Regions from separate parts of the Mus musculus genome. Here region 1 is linked to region 2. Evidence: chromatin loops called from intact Hi-C (ENCODE). Cell type or tissue: left cerebral cortex. All regions are shown on one strand. Each heading gives the region's core, and the rest is flanking DNA. Links, peaks and the distances in the headings are about the cores only. Region 1 overlaps Map1a (microtubule-associated protein 1 A). Region 2 overlaps Tubgcp4 (tubulin, gamma complex associated protein 4).

Evidence for each region. Hi-C counts contacts between places; a loop is a spot of excess contacts. Peaks named below come from ENCODE experiments on the same cell type or tissue, not always from the same donor. Only the 100,000 strongest peaks of a DNase experiment are listed, where the experiment ranks them.
Region 1: it touches region 2 in a loop (7-fold over the local background); 5 of 42 quality-filtered maps call a loop at or near these places.

What each region holds. Positions count from the first base shown.
Region 1 is chr2:121,289,629-121,301,717 of GRCm38, reverse strand. Map1a (microtubule-associated protein 1 A) reads right to left here. Exons shown (of 7, transcript NM_032393.2): 1 at 11,846-12,089; 2 at 10,897-10,998; 3 at 3,039-3,121; 4 at 2,672-2,812; 5 at 1-2,449. The coding sequence starts at 12,083. It also overlaps a transcript of Trp53bp1 not described here. Among named protein-coding and RNA genes, the nearest start is that of Map1a, 6.1 kb to the right of the region's middle. In left cerebral cortex, for the core only: a CTCF peak has its summit at 8,896 (motif pointing right); DNase peaks (open chromatin) are centred at 7,321, 8,942, 9,252, 9,391 and 8 more places; H3K4me3 peaks cover 4,400 bases; H3K27ac peaks cover 5,574 bases.
Region 2 is chr2:121,187,949-121,199,675 of GRCm38, reverse strand. It overlaps Tubgcp4 (tubulin, gamma complex associated protein 4), which reads right to left. Exons shown (of 18, transcript NM_153387.3): 10 at 11,494-11,544; 11 at 11,046-11,151; 12 at 10,207-10,314; 13 at 9,711-9,852; 14 at 7,266-7,443; 15 at 5,600-5,734; 16 at 4,150-4,266; 17 at 3,434-3,573; 18 at 906-2,941. The coding sequence ends at 2,929. It overlaps Trp53bp1 (transformation related protein 53 binding protein 1), which reads left to right. Exons shown (of 28, transcript NM_013735.4): 26 at 1-69; 27 at 555-700; 28 at 1,069-4,841. The coding sequence ends at 1,256. Among named protein-coding and RNA genes, the nearest start is that of Tubgcp4, 23 kb to the right of the region's middle. In left cerebral cortex, for the core only: no CTCF peak of the experiment used is centred there; DNase peaks (open chromatin) are centred at 3,934, 4,195 and 6,368; H3K27ac peaks cover 3,732 bases.

The DNA of each region.
Region 1 (12,089 bases), core at 2,675-10,674, 99 kb before region 2:
ATCGGGGTGGGGCTGGGCGTTCGTCCGGCTCGTCGTGAATCTCCTCGTCTGAGATAGTCTGCTCAGTCTCTGAGTAGCCAGGGATCGTCTCATCCTGAATGTAGGAGACATGCTCAGCGGCTCCTGCAGGCGTGGCCAAGCTGCTCAGGAAGGATGCTGTCTCCTTTTCAGGCGCCTTGCCCTGGAATCCCAGTTCCCGGCCGCCAAGAGCCTCTCTGCCTTTTGGGATTACCTTTAAGGCTTCCTGCATATGTTTTTGATAAAAACTCTCAGCCTTTGTCTCTTCCTCTTCCTCATCTGAGGGATGGACCTCCTCCATCTCCTCTAACTCAGCCTTTTCTATCACATCCTCCTTTACCTCAGGTTCACTCTCCTCCCTGGCCGCAGCAATGTTCTCTGGGGTCAGCTCTGCTTCTCTCGGCTTCCTTTCCTCCCAGGTTTCTTTCTCTCTCTCTACCTCAGCACCTGAGTCTGGGGCTCTGTTCTTGCTCCCTTTATCCTCGGGAAAGTCTGGGACAACCTCTTTCTCCCTTTCTACCTGTTCTTGCTCCAACACTGAAGCAGGGGGTTGGGTCACCTGGATGGCTGTGCTTGGGCGTCCCTGCTCGGAGGCATCTGCAGGGAGCGGTTTCTCACCCAGTTCCGTGTCCCTTGGTTCAGCCAACAAACCTCTCTCCTCACGCTTCAACTCCTCAAAGTCCTGTGTGAGGTCCTCTGGTGAAGACAAGGCCAACTCTCTGTGCCCACTGGCAGCAGGAGGCGGTGCAGCCCCCTTCTGGGCTGGGGGTGTCCGGGGCTCAGAAGACAATTCTTTTTCCCCACGGGCAGCTCGGCCTTTGTCCACCTTGAGCCTTCCAGGGGCCTTGGCTTTGTAGAGGGTCTTACGGACCTCAGGGGTAAAAGGCTTCAGGTCTGGTTTAGAGAATTTCTTGAGTTCCGGCTTGGTATCTTTCCTCTTTTCATCCTTCTTGGCGTCCTTTTTCTCCTCCTTCCTTCCCTCCTCCTTCTTGAGTTCCTTCCTTTCCTTCTTGATCTCCTTCTTCTCCTTGTCCCTCTTCTCCTCCAGCTTTGAAATCTTTTCCTTCAGGTGCTTCTTGCCCACTTTATCCTTGATCAGCTTCCGCTTCTCAGCCTTCAGTGCTTCGCTGGACTCTGTCCTCACCCTCTCTGGCTTGGAGGGTTTTTCTGGGGGCTTCTCGGACGGCTCTTTTGCTTTCTTTTCTGACTTGGCTAACTCCTTGGCCAGCTCTGAGCGGGCCTCCTTGGCTCCCTCTTCTAACACCTCCTCCCGTTTGGCTAGCTTGCTCATTGCTGTCTTGGGGGCAGCTTTGAGGCTCTCCTTGCTGTCGGCCCGATGTTTGATTTTGCTGGGTTTCAAGTTGGCAGGCACGGCCCCAGCAGCCAGGTCCTTCTGTGTCGCCACAGGATAGCGCAGGAAGTCCAGGTGCCGCAGCTTTTCCAGGCCCTCCAAGATCTTGTTCTGGGGAGCATTTCCCGGGAAAAGCACTCGCACAATCTTCTCAGTAGGGTTGGCTGGGAGCCATACCACCAAGGCAGTGATGGAGGTCAGGTAGGGGACGGAGATCTCTGCCTCCTTCCCATTGGCCAGCACTATGCCTGTCTTGGCTTTACTATTGCCTGCCCACTTCTGCATGAGGAACTGCATCTCCTTACTGTCCTTGACAGGGTTGAGGACATACATGTCCAGCCTCCCCACACCCATTTTGTGGAAGAGGGTCAGCGGCTCGATGGTGTTGCTGACCACTCGGTACAGAGGCTCGGCTTGGATGCCGAGGCGGTTCAGGTGCTGAAGGGTGAGACAGGCCTCCTCGATGCTGCGCTTGGCCTTGCGGGAGGCGTCGGGCAGCCGGAGCTTATCAGGCACATTGAAGAACACGACTCCGAGCTCAGGGGAGATGAGGTTCTTCACCCAGTCGCTGTAGCTGCTGGAGCCCTGGGACTGCTCCTCCTCTAGCTCTGCCACCTTGCGCTGCAGGAGCCCATTGATGCCTGGCAGATTGTCAGCCCCAATGTGCGTGAGCAGCACCGAGTCAATGCGGTCCAGGTGCCGCACCAGCTTCCAGAAGCAGGACTTGCGGTCAGAACCGCCGTCCACCAGGATGTTAAAGCCATTGACAGCAAAGAGAGCAGAGTCCCCACGGCCACCAGGGAAGATGTAACAGCAAGGCTTGGAGAGCTTGAGGAAGCCTCCTGAGGTGGGGGGCTCAAGCAGGTCAAAGGGGGACGGCACATCCACCGTCTCAGAGACATACTCGGAGAACTCGGCCACTCCATCCATGGTGGGCAGCACAGGCTCAGGATTTAGCCGGAGGTGCAAGGTCTCTTGGGAACTAGACAGTCCCAGGTGGCTCCAGTCACCCTCCCCTAAGCAGGAAACAGTGAGGAAGGCCTGGATCCCAGGGTCTCTATTGCTAAGCAACTGGGCAATCTAGAGGAATAGGAAAGAGAAGCTGATCAAATCATTGGGGTTATCTTAGTCTGACCCAGATTCAGCCCCTACTCTTTACCTTTTTCTGAGGTAAAATGCCTACCTCCTGTCAGGGTTCCTGATAGTCAGTGTTTATAAGACTTCCCCTCCCTTGCCTTTCTCCCTACAACTTAAGTCCTGCCTCCTGTCCCCTTCTTCCAAGACACGCAGCAGGGAACTCACCTCAGGTTTGTGAAGGACCTGGGCGAAGTTTTGATATGAGTAAGTACCACTCTGTAGGATAAGGTCTCCCTCGGGTTCTAAAGTTTGTCCACTCAAGATGAGGAGTTTGTGAGCTGATGGGCTACTAAGAAGATGGTGAACCTGAAATGGAGGGCAGAGAAGGCACAGGTATGGGGCACCCAGGGAAAGGCACTGAAAATCCCTGCCCTGCCCCCTTCAGTGATATAAGGACACATTCCTCACTCCGTATTCCCCAGAGTGGGGCTGAGGATCACAAGTCAGTTCAGATAGTAGCCCGAGGTATAGTGGCGCCGCCAAGGGTCGGTTATAGCACTCAGAACAAGCGAGGCGCAGGCACTGGCCTTACCTCTGAGCTGATGCTGTCTGCAGTGGGGTTGACTAGGATGATGGTCTCGAGGGTCTCACTCTGGTGGCAGAGGGTCCTCTGGCCTGAGGGAGAGATGTAGGCATGTGTACTGAAATCAGTAGGTATTGATTTAAAATGAGAAGTACTGGGGGGGGGGGCACAGGGGAGGAAAAACAAATGATCAGAAAATGGGGTACAGGGTACCCAGTCATCTAGGATGCCACTAAGGGAGGCCTGGGAACTGCCTCCTCCAGCCCTTCCCTTTCCAGGGTTCTCCCTCCTCTCCCCCACGGTAGCAGACTTCTCCCTTCCCTCCATCTGCCACACCCTCCGATGCTGCCCAGTCCCCGCCCTTTTGCCTAGAACTTCAGCCCCAGACAGCTCTGTTGACAAGGAGCTTTTTGTCCCTCTGGAGCACTAAGTTCCTGGTGCTGCCTGGGGATTGGGGGTGGGGGGAGGGCTCCAGGGATGGCGGTCTTTACGGAGCTTTCTCTGCCTTTGCCCGCGGCTGGCAGTAAGGAGTTAGGCGCTTCTGTCTCAGATTCCCCTTCCTTTCCACCCCAAGTCCCCTACCCAAGGACAGAACACCTGTAATAGAAGATGATGGAGACACGTGGCAACTGGTTTCTTGGAGGGGACAGAGGATTCTAACTTGCTATTTTGTTTTCTGACTCTGCCAAGCCTTCCGTGTCAGAGCCGTGCTCCCACCACCGTGCTCCCAAGTATTTCACAGCTCCCTCTCCTCTATCTCCCTCACGTGCCCAGGCTCTAGGGACACCCAGCTCGCTGCAGAACTCATCATCCCTGCGACCAGTTCCCTGCCTCAGAGTACAGAAAGTAAGTGGCTGGCTCAAAACAAGAAACAGGGCCAGCGATGCTCTCTGCCAAGCATCCTAGGACTGGAGGTACAAAGAGGAATGACTCCTGCAAGCTGTTTTTTGACCTACCTATACACGCACACACAGACAGACAGACACACAGACACAGACACAAACACAGACACACACACACACACACACACACACACACACACACCACAGAATTAAAAACAATAGCAAGCAGGGCATGGTGGTGGCGTACACCTTTAATCGGGAGGCAAAGGCAGTTGGGTTTCTATGAATTCAAAGCCAGTTAAGTTCCAGGACAGCCAGAGCCACACAGAGAATTCTATCCCAAAACACCTAGCCAAATAAAAAGCAGGACCGCCAACAACAGCCAAGGCATTGCTTAGGATGGGGGGGGGGGGGCAGATCCTCTCCCCAGGGCTTTCTCCAGACCCACATAAAACACTAAGCAGTGAAAGTAAAGAACACAGTGGGTGAGAAAGAGGCTAAGAAGGATGGACCCGACTTCCCAGGTTCCTGCCTTCCCATCTGCCTCCTCTTCCAGCACAGTAGCAGTCACCGTAGGGTTAACCTTAGGGGCAGCTGGAGGATACTGGGGAGGGGAGGCTCAGAGTCCGTTCCCTGGAGCCCTCTTCGGCGACTCCAACTCCCTTTTCTTTTCTGAGGCTGGGACAAGGGTGACTGGGGCCAGGGCCTTTGTTTAGAGGAAGAGCCTTGATGCCAAGGAGCAGGCAGCAGATGCAACTATGGGGAAGATGAAGGTGTCAGAGACCCAAATCCTATGCAGGGCCTGTTGGGTCCTCTTCTGTGAACTTGGGAGTGGAGGGACACTTTGGCACAGGCAGGCAGGAGCAGGGCTTACGCAGCCTGGGCTATCTCCATCCTCTGCCAGTCTTAAGTCAGACTTAGAAGAGCCAGGACTCCCCCATCACAAACAAGGTCACACTTCAATCTAGGTAGAACAGAAAGACACGTCCTCTCCAGCTACCATCTCCCTACTCCAGCAGCTTCACGGTCCCCAGTGTATCCTCACAAGACCTTTGACCCCACTTCCTGGCCTGACACAGGACCCCCAGCCCCACTCCTGGGGAGCTAGTCCATTACATCGCTCCTTATCCTGGGAGAAGCCTGGTTTCTCTCTTCTGCCCCCCAGCTCTTCCAATGAAGGGAATTGCCGGGTTTTTTTTCCCCTTTATCTTTGCAGAAGACTATCTTAAGAGATTGGGGCGCTTCCCACAGCCAGTGCTGTGGTTGGGGGTGGGCTTCGGGTGTGAAGCTGAGTGGGCAGGAGGGCAGGTGTCTCTGCAGTGAGGCGGGGGGGGGGGTGCTCAGGCAGCTGCAGTCTGCCGCAGTGTGTGAGTGTGTGTGTGTGTGTGTGCGCGCTAAGCTCAGCCTCCAGCTCCAGCTCCGCCCCCACCCCCCACCCCAGCATGACAAGTCATTTTCTTGGCTGCCTCTGCATGGGGGGTGGGGGGTAGGGATGGGGGTGCATGCAGAGCAGGAGAAGAAACTGGCTTCTGTTGGAAGAGCCCCCATCTTGGGAAGGAAAGCACAGATGAGGTGAGGGTGGGGCCGAGGCAGGGAACCCGTGGGGTTGACAGGACGGAGAATGCAGGGCAGCTGCTGAAGAGCCAGGGCTCTCAAGCTCCTGAGTTGCCTCAGAGAGGCCACAGAGGGGGGCTTAAAGCCCCAGGCTCAAGCTGGCCACAGGGAATGGGGTGCGGGGAGCCAAAACCAAACCAGTTAGCCTATACGGAGGCACATGCCACGTCTCAGTGACCCATTCCTCCGTTCTCTTCCAGAGTGTCACCCCCTTCCCTTACTTGGCAAAAACTCGCTGCCACACTCACCCCAGAATAGGGAGCAGCTGAACAATCTAGTAGCTGATAACCCAAGGACCCTCCCAGTAGGTAAATTCCCCCTTCCTCTCAGCTTCTTCTGTTTTCCCTTAAAGACACAGCCCCCAAATTCCTCCTGTGCCCTGGCTGCCAGGCAAAACCGGTGGCACCACCCTCTATTGCTGCCTCTCAGCTGATGGTCCCCACCCCCACCTAGTACAGAGGTGGACTGTCACAGCCCCTGTTGGTTCCACTGGCTGTGGATCCAGGCTGAACCCCAAGTCAGTAATGTTCACCTCCTCTCTCCCTCCATCCCAGGCTGCCTTCCTACCAGGCTAGCCCAGGTCCAGATGCATCAGATTTACAAGGTACCAGATACCCCATCCCAGCTCCTTATCTACCACAGCATCCCCTAATCCTTCTGCCTTGCCGTGCCCTTTGGTTAGGCTCTTACCCTGGGGTGTGGGAGGGAGCCCCTCATGGAGGCGTCGGCTCCGGCCTCAGCCTTAGCCGGGCAGCTTCAGGGAAGAGTCTGCGGCACTTGGGGTGGGAGTGAGGGGGGGCTGCTTGACGGGGAGGGCGGTGCCAGGGCGGGGAAGAGGGGCTGGTCCGTGACGAGGCACTAGAGACTTAACTGTTTCTTGGCCTTTACAGTCTGAATGATCTGGTGCCTCTGCTTGGCTACTGGGAAGGGGAGGGAGCTAAGGGGTTCTCTATCAGTTCAAAGAGCCAGGGTGACCTCCAGCAGCTCTAAGGACCTTCTCCCCAAATCCTGTTTAGTAAAGAAATACTCTCTCGGCATCAACCAAAGGACCACAGCCCCACACCGGGGCACAGAGCCAGCTATAGGAGGCAAGGGCTGCATGGGCCCTCCCCCTTCCTCTTAGAAACCATCTGCTGCCTCTCCCCTCAGATGGACCCAGAGAGTGACCTTCAGTCACTGCAAGAGCCGAAGACAAAGAGGCTAAGGGGCCATAAATGTAAGGGAGCAGTGTGAGGGTAGTGAGTGACGTGGATAGCTGGACCCTGTTCTGCATCGCAGCAATGGGGAGCTGGGGAGGACATTTTAGACTGGAGAGTAGTGTGAATGTTCTGGAGCAGTCCCCCACTGGGGTGGGGCACAGGGACCCTGGGAGCTTCATGCAGGTCTGTGCTAATGCAGCCTGGCTGTAAGAGCACCCACACACGTTGCTTCTGAGTACTGGCTGTTAGGAGGCAGACGTGGAAGGGTAAGGAAGGTTTCTGCCTTCCATTGAACAAGTTAACGAAGACCAAGGACCATCGTCGCCAGGAGCCCAGGCTCAAGCAAAGCTTTCTCACTATAGAACACTCTAACATAAAGTACTCTTAGGGTCAGAGATGATCTTACAATGACTCGGTAGAGTGTTTGGGTCTCAATTGCTGCTCCTCTCCTCTCCCTGTAGCTGTGCTGTGTCTCACTTGATCTTGAACAGTCTTACGTTGACCTTGTGCCCTCCCGGCTCAGCCTCTGTCTCCACCTCTGCTAAGTGCTCCAGGACTAAAGGAAAGATCTGGAGAGCTGGAGCCCTGTGAGGTTCATACTCTTACATCCTGTCCTCTCCACAGTAACCCTCCCTGGGTGTGGTCAGCTCCTTCCGCCCACTCACCAGCCCCAGCCCCACCCCTGCTCCAGGCTGCCAAGGGCTGCTTTTGAAGGTCAGAGAAGCCAAAATAGTCTCTGCTCTCAGCAACCCCTACCCCGCTTTAGCTACAGCCAGAGGAGAGAAGTAGCTGAGTCACCAGTACTCTGGGGGACAGGGGGAACAGGATGCAAAGTAGCAACATGCCATATCCCTATTTGAATAGGAGCGGCCATCGGCATAGACACACACATAGATGTAAACCAGCTCAGCAGCATGGAGTAATACTCTACCTTCTGCAATGTCATCACTCTTATTTCACCCTGCCTCCAGCCTCCTGACTCCTCTATGCTTTTTAGGGATCTCTCAGTGTTTGGCGGGGGGGGGGGGGCACAACCTTAGTAGACATTGGGATTGAGAACAAAATATCATCCTCCAACTGAGATCAGAGCCCACCCTTGTTCTCAGCCATACACCCCCATAGCACACCTTGGCCCGGTGATTCCAGGTCACAGTTGGTTTTCCTTCCCTCCCCATCTCTAAGCTACCATTTGTGACAGCCTTTAACCCTTAATCCCTCTCTCATGCAGTGAAATGGTGAGATGCCAAAGAAGAGAGGGAGGTCTGAGCAGCCCCCGAATTCACACCCGATGCCACCTTCTGAACCATGCCACTAAATGATAAGTTAAACAATCTCAGAGCTTGCTTTCTGAACTAGTGAGTTCGTACATCAGTGCCACCTGTGACGACTGACCTTATCTGAAGAAAACGTTCCTTTCTGCCTACAATCCTAGCCTTGCAATGCATAAACGTGATATTTCTCTCATTGTGGAAGGTTTCAGAATTACCCTAAATCAGGATCCCAGTCTACACTAGTACTGGGGTATCCTAAGTTCTCAGACAAAACCCAAACTGGGGATGCTTGCAAAATGAGGCTTAACTTCTGTTCATCTCTCTCTGCCTTCACATTTCCAATGTAAACCTCTAATTCAGGATCCTCTGAGCACATGAATGTAACAAAGAGTCAGAAGGACTTAAAGGAATTCCTTAGCCTTCTCCTCTCCACCTCTCTCACCTCTTTCCAGTTCTCCAGGGTCTTGGGTAGCCCAGACTGGCCATGGACTTGCTATGTAGCCAAGGATGATCCTATGCCCCTACTTCCCAAGTGCTGGGATGGATTATGGGCCTATGCCACCACACTAGGCTAGCCCATACTTCTTAGTCTTAGAACATCAATCCTCCCTTCCCTATAGGAGCTCAACAGCAAATGCCTCCGTTTTATTGAATCTCAGTAGTGATGTGTCAGTGTGTGTGTGTGTCCACCATTCCCTACCCCCACTGTAGATCCAGGGCCTTCTGCATGTTAGGTGGGCTGCACCCCAGACCTTAAGTACAGTTTTCAATTACCCTAAGTTTTCCTAAAGCTATGTTAAAAATGCTTAGATGCTTCAGAGATCTGGAGGAGGAGTGGGAGCTATAAAGGAAGGCCCCAAATCTCTGCTGCTGATTGGTATGAAAGCTACCCTTTACATTTATTTTATTTTATTTTTTTTACCAGACGTGACCACTAGAAGGAGCTGGGCCACTGACTATCTGAGGGCCCCTTCTTTTCTGTATGTGTGGGGGTGGGATTGTAAATGTAGAGGGGGTAGGCCTAAAAATAATCACGCTCTTCCTATCATTGTAAGACATATTTTGTTCCTTCATTATTCTGGCCATAGTGGTCTACCCTATGAAGTAGGCCAGAAAGGTCAAACCATAAGACCGTTAGTGTATCTCCTTCAGTTCACCCCAACTCTTGGGTACCCTAACCTATCCACTCAAAGGAGGCTGGAAGGAGAAGGCAGTGCCTGCAGCTGCTTTGGGCAGGCTGTGTTCAGAGACAGCTGAAAGAGAAACTAGCAGGGGTGGAGCTATGGCTGCCTTAAGCTTTGTGCCCCCCTGCCCCCAGGAAATTCTCCACTGTTCTTCAGGGACAGAGGCCACCATGACAATGTCTAAACCTAAAACAAATTCTGTATGCTAAAAGTACGTTAGCATCTCGAGTGGATGGCTTCAAGCCCCTTGAGGACACCATAGCAAAACTGATTGAGGACATCAGTGGGTGTTTCTATTCCAGTGCCTGTTTCTGAGAATATGACACCCTGCAAACCTCTTCCCAAGCATTTCCTTAGTCTCAACTGGAAGAACAGCTAGGGACTTTGCCTCAGATATTGTTCATTTCTTACAGTACTCAAAGTCTCTATGGCCAGAAGGACAAGGTTAGAGAATCTGGTTTGAATTCCTAGTAGGACCCTAGATAACACTCAATCCTCAGTAATCAGTTGAACCCCCAGCCATCCCTTTATTCAGCCTTGTTTCTAGGAGTGTCAAGTGGCAAAACTGTCTTTTGGTCATAGGGAATAGTGGAGGATGTCATGACATGGGTCATTGTCAAAAGAAGGTAATCTCCAAGGAGCAAATGGCTCGTTTTCCAGGAAGCCAGTCCCATCAGGAAGATGCCAGCGTCATGGTATTTAAGCTGCTGCACATACTCTAAGTGTAATAGAGCTTTAGCCATGTCAACCTCACTTTCTCCAGCCTCTCCACAGCAGCTCATGAGAACTCATTGATGAGGAACTGGCCAGACTGGCGGAGCAGAAAGTCTATCTGCTGTACTGGACTGTTGAGAGTTAGTAACATGTGAAGTCTGTTATTTGGTAGCAATGACTATTGAGTACATGGAAGTCACATCCTATAAAACTATACGGAAGCAGGTACGGTGGTACATGCCTACAACTCTAGTACTCAGGAGGTAGAGGCAGGAGGATAACAAGTTTGATTGCATCCTAGACTACATGTGGACTATAGAGTGAGATCCTGGTTTTTTTGTTTGTTGTTTTTTAAAAGAAAGTTATATTGATTGGTGTGTCAACATTTACAATAATATGGCCAGATGCCCAACACCTTTATCAAGGGACGTAGGACTTTCCCAACTCTCTCCGTAGACACCTGCAGTAGAATGCTAATTAAGCTTTTATCGCACATTTCTAGACGAGTTCTCCCACCCATCAGACCTGATCTCAGAATCAAGCCTCACAAATCGAGGAGACCTTTGTCCCAGCCTGGCTCCCTGGGTGCTGATCTGATCAGCCCTAGGTGGCAGCCTTCTGTTCTGCTCTGAAGATCTGCTGGCTAAGCCAGGAGGAAACAGAAAAGAATCCTGGAAGGTGGGCTGTGAGAAATAAGGGTCTGGGGAGGTGAATGAGGCATTCTGGGATGTTTATAAAGAGAAGCAAGAAAGCTGGGGTATGCAGAAAGGGAACACAGAGGAAAAGCTTTTACCTGCGAGTGGTTTGATCACTTTCTTAGTGCTTGTCAGCTGCTGTGTACAACAACGTTTTTCCTGACAAAATTATGCTCTACCATCATATTGAGTGGTTGCAGTGTGTACTGGGCATTATCCACAGCATGTGTAAATAGCTGTGGAGCCATCAAAAGTCCCTCCCTTTTTACCTACCCAATCCTCCCATAAGGCCAGTTCTGGCCTGGATACTGGACCCAAAGGACTGAGACAAATAACCCTAGTCCTAACCTTTGACCTCTGAGGAGAAGTGAGCTAGGTGCCGGGTAATGAAGAGTCTCAACTGTTGGTTCAAGTCAAAGGATGATAAGTCAATATTCCAGGAGAGAATCCCTGTAAAAGAAAAGGGGGAAAAAAAATAAGAGGGTTCTAGTCAAAGTCACCCACAGAAAGCATTGCCAAGCTCCTGGGAGAGGAAAGAAATGGGAGGTGATGCCTCCAAGAAGGATAGCTAGTACCTGCTTTTTCCCCTTTCCAGAGGGCAAAGAGCAGAGTTTAGAATGGGCTTACTAATAAATGAGCTTGGAGTTTTTGTTTTTCAAGGCAAAACAGTTACGGTAGAAGTGACACGCAAGGGTCTATTTCCATATACTGTAGGTTTCCATAATGATCCCTCTTGCTAAATCAGATTCTAGATTCTCCTATGCCCCCTCCCTTGCCTCCATCCCCTGCTTCCACCCGCAGGTGGCTCCGCAGCACTGCGCCACAGGCACGGCTGAGGGAGGTGAGCTGCAGAGCCACGAAGGTCACTCTCTAAACTTGGCTGCCAGCATTCAGAGATTTGAGATGTGTACCTCGCGTTCAAAAACCTCCCCTAAAGAAGAAATTGTAAGGTAGGGACATGGACTTTTCAGGGTCTGATGAGGACTTTCGGATATATGGTCCAGTGGCTTCGGGAAAGGGGTGTGACCAGAGGGACCCCAGGGTCTCCACGGAGCTTCTCCTGCTCCTGCTCCGGGACACTGCGGAACAGAATGGGGTATGCAGAAAGGATGGGCAAGCAAGGTGTTGGCAGCTCGAGAGGACAGAGGCACATTCATGGAAGATGCAGGTGACAGGGTCGCAGGTTTCGGGAAGTGCACATAGAGATAGAGGAGACAGAAATGTGCACTGGGAGATGAATGCAGATGGCGGAGAGGCATGGATGGAGTACTGCGTAAAAGCCAGGAGAGCGGCTCACCTTGTTCAAGGTGGGCCCGCACGGCCCTCAGCTGACTCTCTGTACCGATATCGCCGATCACGATGAGCAAGGAGTATTTCCGCAGGTCCCAGCGCGCTGCCGCTACCGCGGCACCGGCCTCGCAAAGAGGCTCCGCCGGGTTCTGAGCTGGCGGTGCACCGAGGCTCTGGAGCCCCAGCTCCGGAGTTGTCTCCATGGCAACGCTGCCAGGCCGCGCGGTCCCGGCTTCGGTCGCCATGGAAAC
Region 2 (11,727 bases), core at 1-8,000:
ACTTCAAAACTATCGTAATTATCTGCTGCCTGCTGGGTATAGCCTTGAAGAGCAACGAATTCTGGATTGGTGAGTGTTTGGAAGCCCATTTAGAGCTGAGACAACAGGAAGAATGGCATTTGGGAAGAAAGTCTAGTTGAGAAATTTAAGTGTTACTAGAAACTGGAATGTCTGTAGACTAAATCAGAATTTGAATGAATTTGAAATGATATCAGCAGTTAAAGTACTTTATTGCCAGAGCCTCACTGGGAACCTTCTGAATGTGTGGAAAGATTAGTGTATGTGGTCAGTGTTCCCCAGTAGGGGAAGCATTGAAACTAGGATTAAGTTTCAATTTTAAACTTAGAGAGGGAAGGGGACTAACCTGATTTGTTTACTAGCAAAGTCTGGGCTCCTGGAATGCATACCTCCTCCAGAAGCGAGGCAGAGCATGTTCAACACATGGCAGAGCTAGGAAAGCGCAGACAAGGACTCCCTTTGCAGAGTTGTTAGATATGATGGGCCATACTAAGTTCCTTTCCAGTTCCTAAATATTGTCTCCAACTCCTTCACAGGCAACCCCGTGAAAACCCTTTCCAGAATCTGAAGGTCCTCTTGGTGTCAGATCAACAACAGAACTTCTTGGAGCTCTGGTCTGAGATCCTTATGACTGGAGGGGCAGCCTCTGTGAAGCAGCACCATTCAAGTGCCCACAACAAAGGTACTGGGAAGCATCTGTGTTTCATAGTCATTCCAGGGTGTCCTTAGACTCACACCTGTCAGCATGTGTATTCCAAGTCTGTCCTCATTTTTAAGATAAGTCCCACCTTCAAAAAGGGTAGGTTGACGTAAGTGAAGGATAACGCTATTCAGGCTTCTATAGTCTCCAGTGGTATTTCCATTCAATAGTTCTACAAGGCCAGACGTGGTGATTGCAACTTTTATTTTAGATTATGAACATACAGTACCTAGAGTAGAGGGCTTTGGTTTGGCAGAGTAGGGAATACCTGTTAGAAGGCACACCTGTCTTGTTTTAATAGGAGCTAAACTGAGTGTCCCTCCCTCATTCACTTCCCCTACTTTTTACAGACATTGCTTTAGGGGTATTTGATGTGGTGGTGACAGACCCCTCATGCCCAGCCTCGGTGCTCAAGTGTGCTGAAGCCTTGCAACTGCCTGTGGTATCACAAGAATGGGTGATCCAGTGCCTCATTGTTGGGGAGAGAATTGGATTCAAGCAGCATCCAAAATATAAACATGATTATGTTTCTCACTAAAGATACTTGGTCTTACTGGTTTTATTCCCTGCTATTGTGGAGATTGTGTTTTAATCAGGTTTTAAGTGTGTCTTGTGTGTAATTGTATTCTTTGCATGGACCTTGTACATAGTTTTATTTGCTGGACTTTTATGATAAAATAAATGTTGAATCTCTTTGGTTGTAGTAACTGGGATGTCTTCATCTGTTTCTTTGAGCTTAATCTCAGAACATGATAAACATAGGATCTTCTCTGAAGTTGTCAGCAGGCTTGTCACTTTAGCAGTACAGCAAACAAAGGGAGATAAAAATAGAGGAGTGAGCTTTATTTTGTGGCATCACTGTCAAGGTTATCCCAGGCTACCTAAAATGTTATACTTCCAAAAACAGTTTAAAGTAGGTGAGGGCCTGGGTAAACAGTAGTGCTAAAGTTGAGTGGGACTGGGAACAGCTCTGGGTATCAGGAGTTTATTGACAGATGACCTGCTACTGGGAACATGAACATGACCAGTTGTTAATGAATGGACAGTGACTATAAATTTGCTGGGACGGTTTTCTATAAAATAAGCTGTCACAACTGTTGGAAGTTATTCCTTCCTCACACTCATCATCATCATCCCTGTTAGCGAACGGCTTCTCATTCTCTAAATAAAGCCAGCGGTCTCATTTTTTCTATAGTGCCAAATAGTAAATACTTTTAGGCTTTGTGACCACACTTGTCTGTCTCAACAACTTGTCTTGTCTGTGAGCAATCACCGACAATAGCTAAATTGAGTATGTGTGGCTGTTTGAATAGTACTTTATTTACAAAAACAAGCAGCAGGCTGTTATCTGCTTTTAGAGGTGAGGTAACAAGGTGGGATAATCCTCCTGGGTAGTTGACAAGTACGGGCTCAGGCTTTCATAGTGGTTGGTAGACAGTGTAGATGAAGAGAGGACTCAGTGACTACAGACTGAGGCCCGGATGTTTCATTCTTGTCCAGCTTGGAGGGAAAGATGTCAGTGAAGTGTTTTGTTTATGCTGATGAGAACATTAGTATGTTCTCAGCCCGTGGTGGCTAGGCTATCTGACCATAAAACCTTAACTCATGTGGCAGGTCTAAGGTGGGAAAACTGGGTTGCAGTGAAAACTAAATTGTTTCTAAATCTAAACAATTTGACCTCTATCCTCTTTAGCCAGAATTGCCCTTTTACTAGTCTGAAAGAATTAGAACTCACTGGCTCAATTCTTCAGATAAAGGATACTCAAATCTTAAATTTTAGGGAAGGATAAAGATAGTCTGTGTAGTTACAAGGTACAGAAAGAGGGAAAGCTCACAGGCTCTCTGAAGGGTTTTCTCATTTGGTGGTGACACAGAAGCTGACCTGTTCAGGAGCGTGATTCCGTTCTTACATGAGCCAACCCACTGTTTACTGTGGTTATCTTCCATAGGAATATAGTAAGTGTTCAATAAACCCCGGTTACACAAATGAACCCACCCAACAGATGTCTTCAAAATCCTTCGTGTGGTCAGCAGAGGGATATCAGACCCCAGTTCCCCTACAGGAATGGCAGGGAGGATTTTTATACCTCTGCATTTCTTCTAGAAGACCCTTTCAGCAGTCTGCAGGCATTTGATGAATGATTTGAGAGATTTGTTACAGACATCAGAATGTGGCAGGGCTGTTTCATTTTTTGAACCAGAGTTTTCTTTTACATCCCAAAACTATAAAAGAAAAAAAAAGTTTCATTAAATGCCATGCCTTCCAAAGAAACATGGCAATCTGAGATAGAGCTAACACCATGGCAACAACACAGCTCTCTTAAGAAGCCGACGATGACCACTGGATATCAGTATTAGATTTAAGGAAGTTTAGAAGAGAGCATGGCACCACAGCCACACTGCTGCTAGTACATGTCAGAGCAGGCAGTGGAAGCCAGACTGCCCCCAGAACATAGCAGTACATAGCCTAACACAGACCTTACCCTCAGCTTTAGTATTTTAATATGCTGATGAACTTCACTAGAAAATAAATTCCAGTAAAATTGTAGAACATGATCACCCTACTCCCATACCCCCAACCCCTTCCTGCATCTCTGAGCCTTGTTTATAAAATGAGGGTAATCTGGAGGTGATGGCCAGAGTTGCATTTTGGTCTTCTATTGTTCATTAACCCCCTCCTCCAAATCTAGTAAGTGCCCCATGAATTGTTCCTACCTGCCCAGAGTCCCACCAGCCTGGGTATAGTATTTATTATAGTCTAGCCGGAGCAGTAACTGAGCCAAATCTGAGTTGATCTGGTGATTCCGAACACTGGAAAGAATCTTGAACAGGAGTGAAGACTGGCGACTAAAGCCCTGTTGAGAGACCCGAGCTGTCAGTGACCAGGCTAGGGTACTGGGAACCAAGGGGGTCTTTGGAAAAGCTTTGCTTAAATGTTTGCAGGACCACCTGGCCTTCCCATATTCCCATTTCTATCAGCTCCTAACATGACTTCTTAGTACATGTCCGTGAGATGCATGACTCCCATGAAAGTGCTTTCTCGTTAGTAGGAATTTAACAGCTCATTTAAGATTAATATATTCCATCACATACTGGGATTGCAGTGATCCTGCTTTGTTACAAGGAGATAAATATAGTCTGAGATTATAATTATAAGTGAGATAGGAGGCTGGTTCAGGGAAGGAAGTGGGATGTGAGAAAATGAGCACAAAGCCAGTGCATACTTGGTGGGCTGAAGAAACTATTCAGGGCTGAACTATTTCTGAACACTGTGAGGCAGCACATTATATATTCACCGATACCAGCGCTTTTATCTTTTTATCTCGTCATTTCTATGTCTGTTCTGGAAAACGCTTTATTGACCCGGAGCAGACTGCCTGCTCCACAGCTGGGGGGAGAGGTATGTATTTTCAGTGGCTAGGCAGACTCACCTTCACGAGAATGCTCAGCTGGGCCGCTCCGCGCTCATCCAGTGGACCTAGGTTCTGACTGACCAGTGAACAAAAACTGTGACAGAGATCTAGGATTTCATTCAGGCAGTGAAACACCTATCCAAAAATATAGCTGGCGTTAAGAAATGAAGAAATCGCTGAGAAATGCAAGGTTTGGGAAAATAGTTTTTAACAGCCTACTACCTCCCATGTCTGATCTCAGCAGAGACACCGCAACCTTCAAAGCTGTTTGGCCCTCCCAAGTAACACACAGAATGAACATCCCTTCTTGGGACAGCTGGCTTCTCTGACTCCCTGCACAAAACCTCTGCTCTAGTCACCATTAACTCCTCCTTCCTTAGACCCACTGAGAATGCTCTTGCCTTTGAGCTCTGAGTGTTGTTCCCTGAGATTCTCTTCTCTTTACTAACAGTTCAAGCCTCATTCTCTGTGAACTACTCCTTCCCCACTGCAGCCTTTAGCGGTCTCCACCCTTCTTCTGTTGTAGTACCTGTGTTGTTCACTGGTGATTGTCGGGCCACCCGTGCTGTTGCTGACTTTTGTATGTACATGTCTTGTTGTTTTCCAACTAGATTGTGAGCTCCTTAAGGGCAGAGCCATGACTTATACCTCTTTGTATCCCCAGTGCCTTGCATACAGTAAGCACTCAATAAAGACTTCAATTATGATGACCTGTTGTTCTAACGTGCTCTTCCTCAAGGATATACCCATGCTATGCAAGAACAGTGCCAACCACTGAGAGTGGCAGCTGCTTAAGTCACTCCTTCTAGGTGTAGCAAGTAACAGCCCCAAATACCAGAGTTCAAAGAAGCCCCATACCATTTATGGTTGGTGCCCGGATGAGTACAGCTTGCTCACCACAGAGATGAAAGCATAAGCACTCCAGGGTTATCTGAGTTGCACGCTCACCTTGGGATTGGGGCCAGCTTGTGTGCTTGCAGTTATTGGTGCTGAGACCCCAATCTGCACGTTTGACTTAAGTGATTTCTGGCCTTAGATTTTTTTCACAAGTTCCAATATGTAGTCAATGTTGAGTAGCTGTCAGAAGAGCTAAATGTGTGTACTTGCAGATGGACGTACACCCAGAGCATTAGACACGATGTACCTATGAGAACAACTTTCAAATGACTGGTTGATCCTGGTCCAACAGATTTCTAAGAAAGTGAGCTCTGTTGTTTTCCTGTAGAGTCAGGGAGATTCCTGAATTTCTGTAGGTCACTTGGGGTGTGTGTGTGTGTTAAACATAAAGTTCTTTTTATCTCTATCTGTTTACCACACTCTTACATTCTCGTTCCCTTTAACACTGTATTTTAAGTGTCAGAAATGTAAAGATGGACTTGAACATGCGATGAATAACAGTCTCATATCTCGTCAAGTCCAAGAGCCGACAGGGACATATTAGGCTAAGCAACCAATCACCCCTACTTACAGGCTTCAGCAAAATAAAGGATTGGGCCAGCAGATTGCTTAGGAAGTGGTCGTGTGCCAATCGGATGCTTTCAAAGTCCCTCGTAGAATTGATCTGATGAAGCAGCTGTGAGAACTGAGACTCCAGCACATCTACCTGATAGATAAAAAAACCTTTTTTTAGCACCTGGCACATTCTGAGTGTTCCATTTTATGGTTCTTCTCATGTTTTATTTTTAGTATGTGTGTGAATTGCTCATGCCACAGAGGCATGTGGAGGGCAAAGGACAACTTTTCAGGGTTGGTCCCAGGTCATCAGGCTTGGTGGCTCCAGCCTTTACCCACTGAGCCATCTCACCAGCCCTCATCTTCCTTTTAGCCACTTTAGGCTGACCAGTGACATGTTTCAGTTGCTCTGAGTCTTGTAGAGTGTGTGTTGCTTGAGGCCTGTGTATTCAGGGGAAGGCTGTAACAATGAATTACATTCCCTGACTTTTGTTTCTTTTTATACAGGGTCTTGCTGCAGCTCAGGCTTTGCAATTCTCCTTCCTGACACTTCCCAGTGTGGATGTTACAGTTGTGTGTCAACAGAACTGGTTGTATAATTTCTGTTTTTGAGACAGGGTTTCATGTAACCCAGGCTGGCCTGAAGCTCACTGTGTAGCCAAGAATGACCTTGAACTCCCGGTCCTCTTCCTTCTACCTCTGAAATGTTAGGATCACAGGCTAGTGCCGCCACACCTGACATTTTGCAGTGCCAGAGCTCAAACCCTTTCTGAATGCTATATAAGTACTCTACCAACTGACCTACATTCCCAGTCACAGTTGTTACTTCCAAAAAAAAAAAAAGTAAGTGTGTTTTGCTTGTGTGTGTGTGTGTAACACACACAGATGCCAGAAGAGGATATCAGATCCTTTGGATTAGAATTGCAGATGGTTGGAGCCACCATGTGGATACTAGGAAACAAACTCAGACCCTCTGCAAGTGTAGTCAGTGCTTTTAGCTGCTAAATCACCTTTCTAGCTCCATGGATGTGTAATTCTTAATCATTTCAAATGTCTTTGTAGACCACTCCCCTACCCAGTGAAATCCACTCCTGCCTCGTCCTCTCCACTGACTTAGTTAGCAATAGCAGGCTTCCTCAGCATGTAGTCAAGGATAGATATGGGACAAGCACAGTGAAGGAACAACACAGAATTATAAGATTACTCAAAAGATTATGAGTTGGGTTTTTTTTTCCAGTCATTGGGGGTGGGAGTTGTTGCATGGTTTTTTGATATGAACTTTTTTTTTTTTTTTTTGGTTTTCCGAGACAGGGTTTCTCTGTAGCCCAGGCTGTCCTGGAACTCACTGTGTAGACCAGGCTGGCCTGGAACTCAGAAATCCACCTGCCTCTGCCTCCCGAGTGCTGGGATTAAAGGTATGCGCCACCACTGCCCAGCTGATATGAACTTTTTAATTGATAATATCACGCCACAATGACAAAGGGTCACATCAGCAATCAGTGCATTGCTCATAAGTATCCTAATTCCCTTTATCCATTTATTTCCACTTAAAATGCCAAGCCTAGAGATAGAAATACTCAGTTTTCTCCAACTGTAGCATTTTACCAAATACAGAACAGCAGACCCTTTTCTGCTTTCTGGGCTCCTTTTCCCACCTCTTCCATCCATTGCACAGAACGTACCTGGAGATAGTACTGAAGATTATCTACCAAGAAGGCCATGTGGTTTCTTAGGCGCCACTTGACTGCGTCCGTCTGGTTAGATTTGAGGTGTTTGCGCTGCATCTGGAGTGCCCAGCAGTGCTGCAGTTCAGCTTGGACACGGCGCACACTCAGTAAGTACTTAAAAACAACATTGTACCTATGGCAGAAGCAGCATTGAGATACAGACCTTACTCCACCCCCCACCCCAACACACATACATACACCACAGACACAGGGATTCCTCTGTCACCTCTCTAGTGAGTGACAAGAATAATGTATTTATGCAGTAAATTAGATAGCAGAGGAAATGAAATGAATTTCAGTTGAACAACAAAATAACTAAACTTCAGTAAGAGCCTGTCACACGGGAATAAGGTAGAACATGAGAGAGGACATCCAATGTCATTTTAACCCTGTAGTCAGTCACTCATATCACACAGACACCCTATACACATCACACATGTGTACATAAAAACATTAAATACTAAAAATGTCTTAAATAGTAAGATATTAAATATTAAAGTATTTTATTAAGATAACATTAAAGTATCATAAATATTAAAATAGTAAATACTTTAAATATTAAAATGTTTTTATTTTATTAAACATTAAAAGCATTACTTTTAAAGCAATATTAAGTAAAGCCCACATCAAACAAGGAGGTGAGTAGCTAAGTTTTGGAGTCTCTGGACAAGGCCTGTACACTTGTCTAACTGGACTGGACTGTGAGTTCTGAACCTGTGGCTGAATCTTCTCCTTGCATCAGCCTCACTGTTCCCTGCTTCTGTGCTCTTCTGTATATTCTACAAAATGGCTGAGTAGGGAAGAATGAGGCTAGAGAGGTGGGCTGAAAGAGATGGCCTTTTCCTTACTCTGTGACCATAGTGAGAACGGTCTCCTTATCCTGTCTCAGGGTGCACTGTGTTTTTCTCACCTCCCTCGTGGGGATATCCTGTCCCACCATGCACTGGGCAGATGTTCATTCCAAGAAACAAGATTGGAAGCAGCCCTCCTCCAGGATTCCTGCTTCAGTCCCTGCTTCCAGGTTCCTGCTCTGACTTCCCTTCCTGATGCTATATGCTCAAGCCCAAATAAAACCCTTTGTTTCTGGGTATAGTCCTCACCACATACAACAGAAACCTAACTTATACATGGGTCCCAAGTATATTAACATCATGAATAGTAAATCATAAAAACCAGGGGAGAAAGTCCTATGAACTGATGGGAATAGTCAAGTGCCAGAACTTAGTACCATACCTGAGTCTTCATATTCCAAAGGCTACAAACTAGTCTACAAATAACAAACCTACAATTACTTATTTGCCAATTGAAACATATCTGGGCTGGGTATTGTGGTACAAGCCTTTAATCCCAGTGCTTGGGAGGCAGAGGCAGGCACATCTCGGAGTCTGAGGCCAGCCTGGTCTACAGAGTGAGTTCCAGGACAGCCAAGGCTGTATATAGAGACTTCTCTCAAACAAAGTCGGGCTAGAGAGATGGCTCAGTGGTTAAGATCACTTGCTGAATTCAGTTCCTAGCACCCATACTGGGTGCCTCACATTGCATGCAGCTCCAGTTCTGGTCTCCATGGGCACCCGCATACATGTGTGCAGACGCACATCCACATAAAAAAATCTTAAAAAGTGTCATTTTTAAGTGTGTGAAGTGAATGCAAGTGGGCATATGCTATGGCACTCAGGTAAATATGAAACCAGACTGCCCCTTACACCTTGTTTGAGACAGTGTCTTTTTGCTGTTTGCCTCTGTGCATGCCAAACTGGCTGGCTGGTGGACTCTCTTGTCTACTTCCTGTCTCATAATAGAAATGCTAGGATTACCAGGCAAGGCATGCTCACACTCAGCTTCAGGTGCATTCTGGGAATTCAAACTCAGGTCCTCCCTTTACGAAATGAGCTATTTCTCCAGTCCTAGTCTAATGGATTCTACGTCCATTTGTTCAAGTCCTTATCATTCCATATTGTCTCATGGCTGTCACCTCACTAATGTGAACTGCCTTCATCAGATCTGCCTGTGGGCAAATCTGTGGAGCATGTTCTTGACTGATGCAGAAGGGCCCAGCCACTGTGGGTGATACTATATCGAGGAGCAAGCCAGTAAGAAGCATTCCTCTGGTTTCTGCTCCTGCTGGAATTCCTATACTGACTGCTCTCAATGAAGGACTGCTGTCCAGACATTTACGCCAAATAAGCCCTTTCCTCTCAAGTTGCTTTTTCACAGCAAGAAAAAACAAACTAGACTCCGGTCTAGTTCCTGAAGACAGGCCGAGTCTGCAACCTCTAGCATGCTAGTGTAGAAACCAGCTGGACACCAGGCTGGCTTCTATCAGTCCTACTCCACTCCACTTTCCTTTTCCCTTGGATGTAACAAGTAATATTTATTTGGGAGAAACTCAGAAATACTCACTTTTCCAAGACAGCTGGGGTGAAGAGAATGTGCAGTGGCCACTGTACTTTGTAGGAAAGCCCTAGAGCAGCCCAGCCGGAAGAAGGAGCTTCCCGGGGGGATGTCTCCCGAGAAGGCACTTCTCTTGGCTGGGTGGCATCTGCTACGTAAAGAAATACGATAATAACTTTGTTAATTAGAACCATAGAGAGAAGGTGAACCACACACACAAAATGTACTCCAGTGGTACTGAAAAGCAGCATTGAGAGTCAATAAAGGTAGAGGGGAGGAAACTTCTGTGAGGGCTTTTCCTGAGAGGTGTTTTAGAGAAAAATATAGACGCATCTCAAAAACAACCTTGGGCAGAGCATCTCAACCTTCCTGGAATTACGTTTGTACCTGTACAAAATTGGAATAGTAGACTAGGTGATTTCTACAGTCTGAAATTATGCAGCTTCTGAGGAGGGATGAAAAAGACCAGAAGATGCAGAGAGGAAGCAATCAGAGAATAGCAGACCTTTGTGGTCCTTCCCATGATACTCAATCGTCAGGTGCAACAGAGGGAGAAGGTTGTCGTCATCTAGCAACACCTTGTGTGCTGACTGTTGAAAGGCCACATTCACATCTGTAAGAAAGCACAGGAAAGCAACAGGTTCAGGGTCAGGGCATCTGTGGCTTCTGCCTGACAGCATTAAGTCCTCCTCCTTGTTAACAATCCTGAGAGTCGTTCCTGCTCCGGACAGTCCCTGTAGTGTCAGCGGGGCTGGCAATACTCAATTCCTGGGGAGACAGCATGTCAAATGGGTTAACATATCTGATTTTTTTAATCTATATTCTGGCTGTTTTGTTTATAGACTTGATTTAAACAATCAAGGCCCTTATTTTCTCTTCCATTTCCTTTGTCTTGTTTCAGATCTTTATTATATTATTCTTCTTGTGCTTGGATAGGGGTGGCCATTAAACTAACCAAAGGGAAGACACTTGCTGAAAGAGGCATCTCCTAAACTTGACTTCTTCACTGTTAAAGTTATAGCCATGTGGATCTGGCTGTAACCAGTTAAAACAAAGCACTTCACTAGATTTCTTTAGTTTGCTTCTAGAGACCAGGAATGGCTACTGATGTCTAGGGGAGTTGTCAGGGTAAGGAGAAGTCTTGAAAGTACTGAAGTCCTTCACTTTAGTTGTTCTGAGACCTAGTTATACCCCAAGCATAAGGAAGCTTTAGCTATAACAACTGCTTGTGACTCAAGTCCTCCCTCTTCTGGCCTCTGCAGGCAAACATGCAACACACAACACCAGCCAAGAAACACCCTGCAACCTGAGCAAACTTTACTCTCAGGGCCACAGGAAAATTACCATGCTCTGTTACTGCAGTGGGTGGTGTTTTCAACATGTGCTGAGCTGTGTCAATGAAGGCCTGGAACAGTTCTCCTCGTCCCAGCAGGTAAAAGTCTTTAATGATCTGGGGAAAGAATTTCAGTGTACAATTCAGTAAATCAGAGCCTGGAGGCCCTGACCACCCCAAATGAATTAGACACAGAGAGGCTGATACTAGCAGTCTGAAGGATACAGGCTTGACATTTTAAAGAGACATACAGAGCAGCCTCCCAAAGCAGGAAGACTCTGTTTGATGGTATTTACATCACAACAGAAGAAAGTAAGCTTGAATCTTTAGAGTAGAAAAGATTTGTAGCATAAAATATATTTTCCTCACTTGAGTAAGAACAAATGAATCGACTGTGGCAGTGTAGATAAGACTGCTTTCCAGAATCATTTCCGGATTTAAAAGAGTGTCAGTTATTACCTTCAGCTGACCCAGTAAATCTGACTCTTCCACCATTAGCTTCCAGAGGTGCTGTGATGAGATTAAAAAAAAAAACACAAAAATCCATTACAGTGAACCCAAGTTCAGCTAATCCTAGGAATGAGCAGACAGAAACAAAACCTATACAAGATAAAAATGTCCTGAAATTAATGGTAATAGCTACATATACAACTCTGTGTGAATACCATTTTTAAATGGCTACAAAGTTGAGTA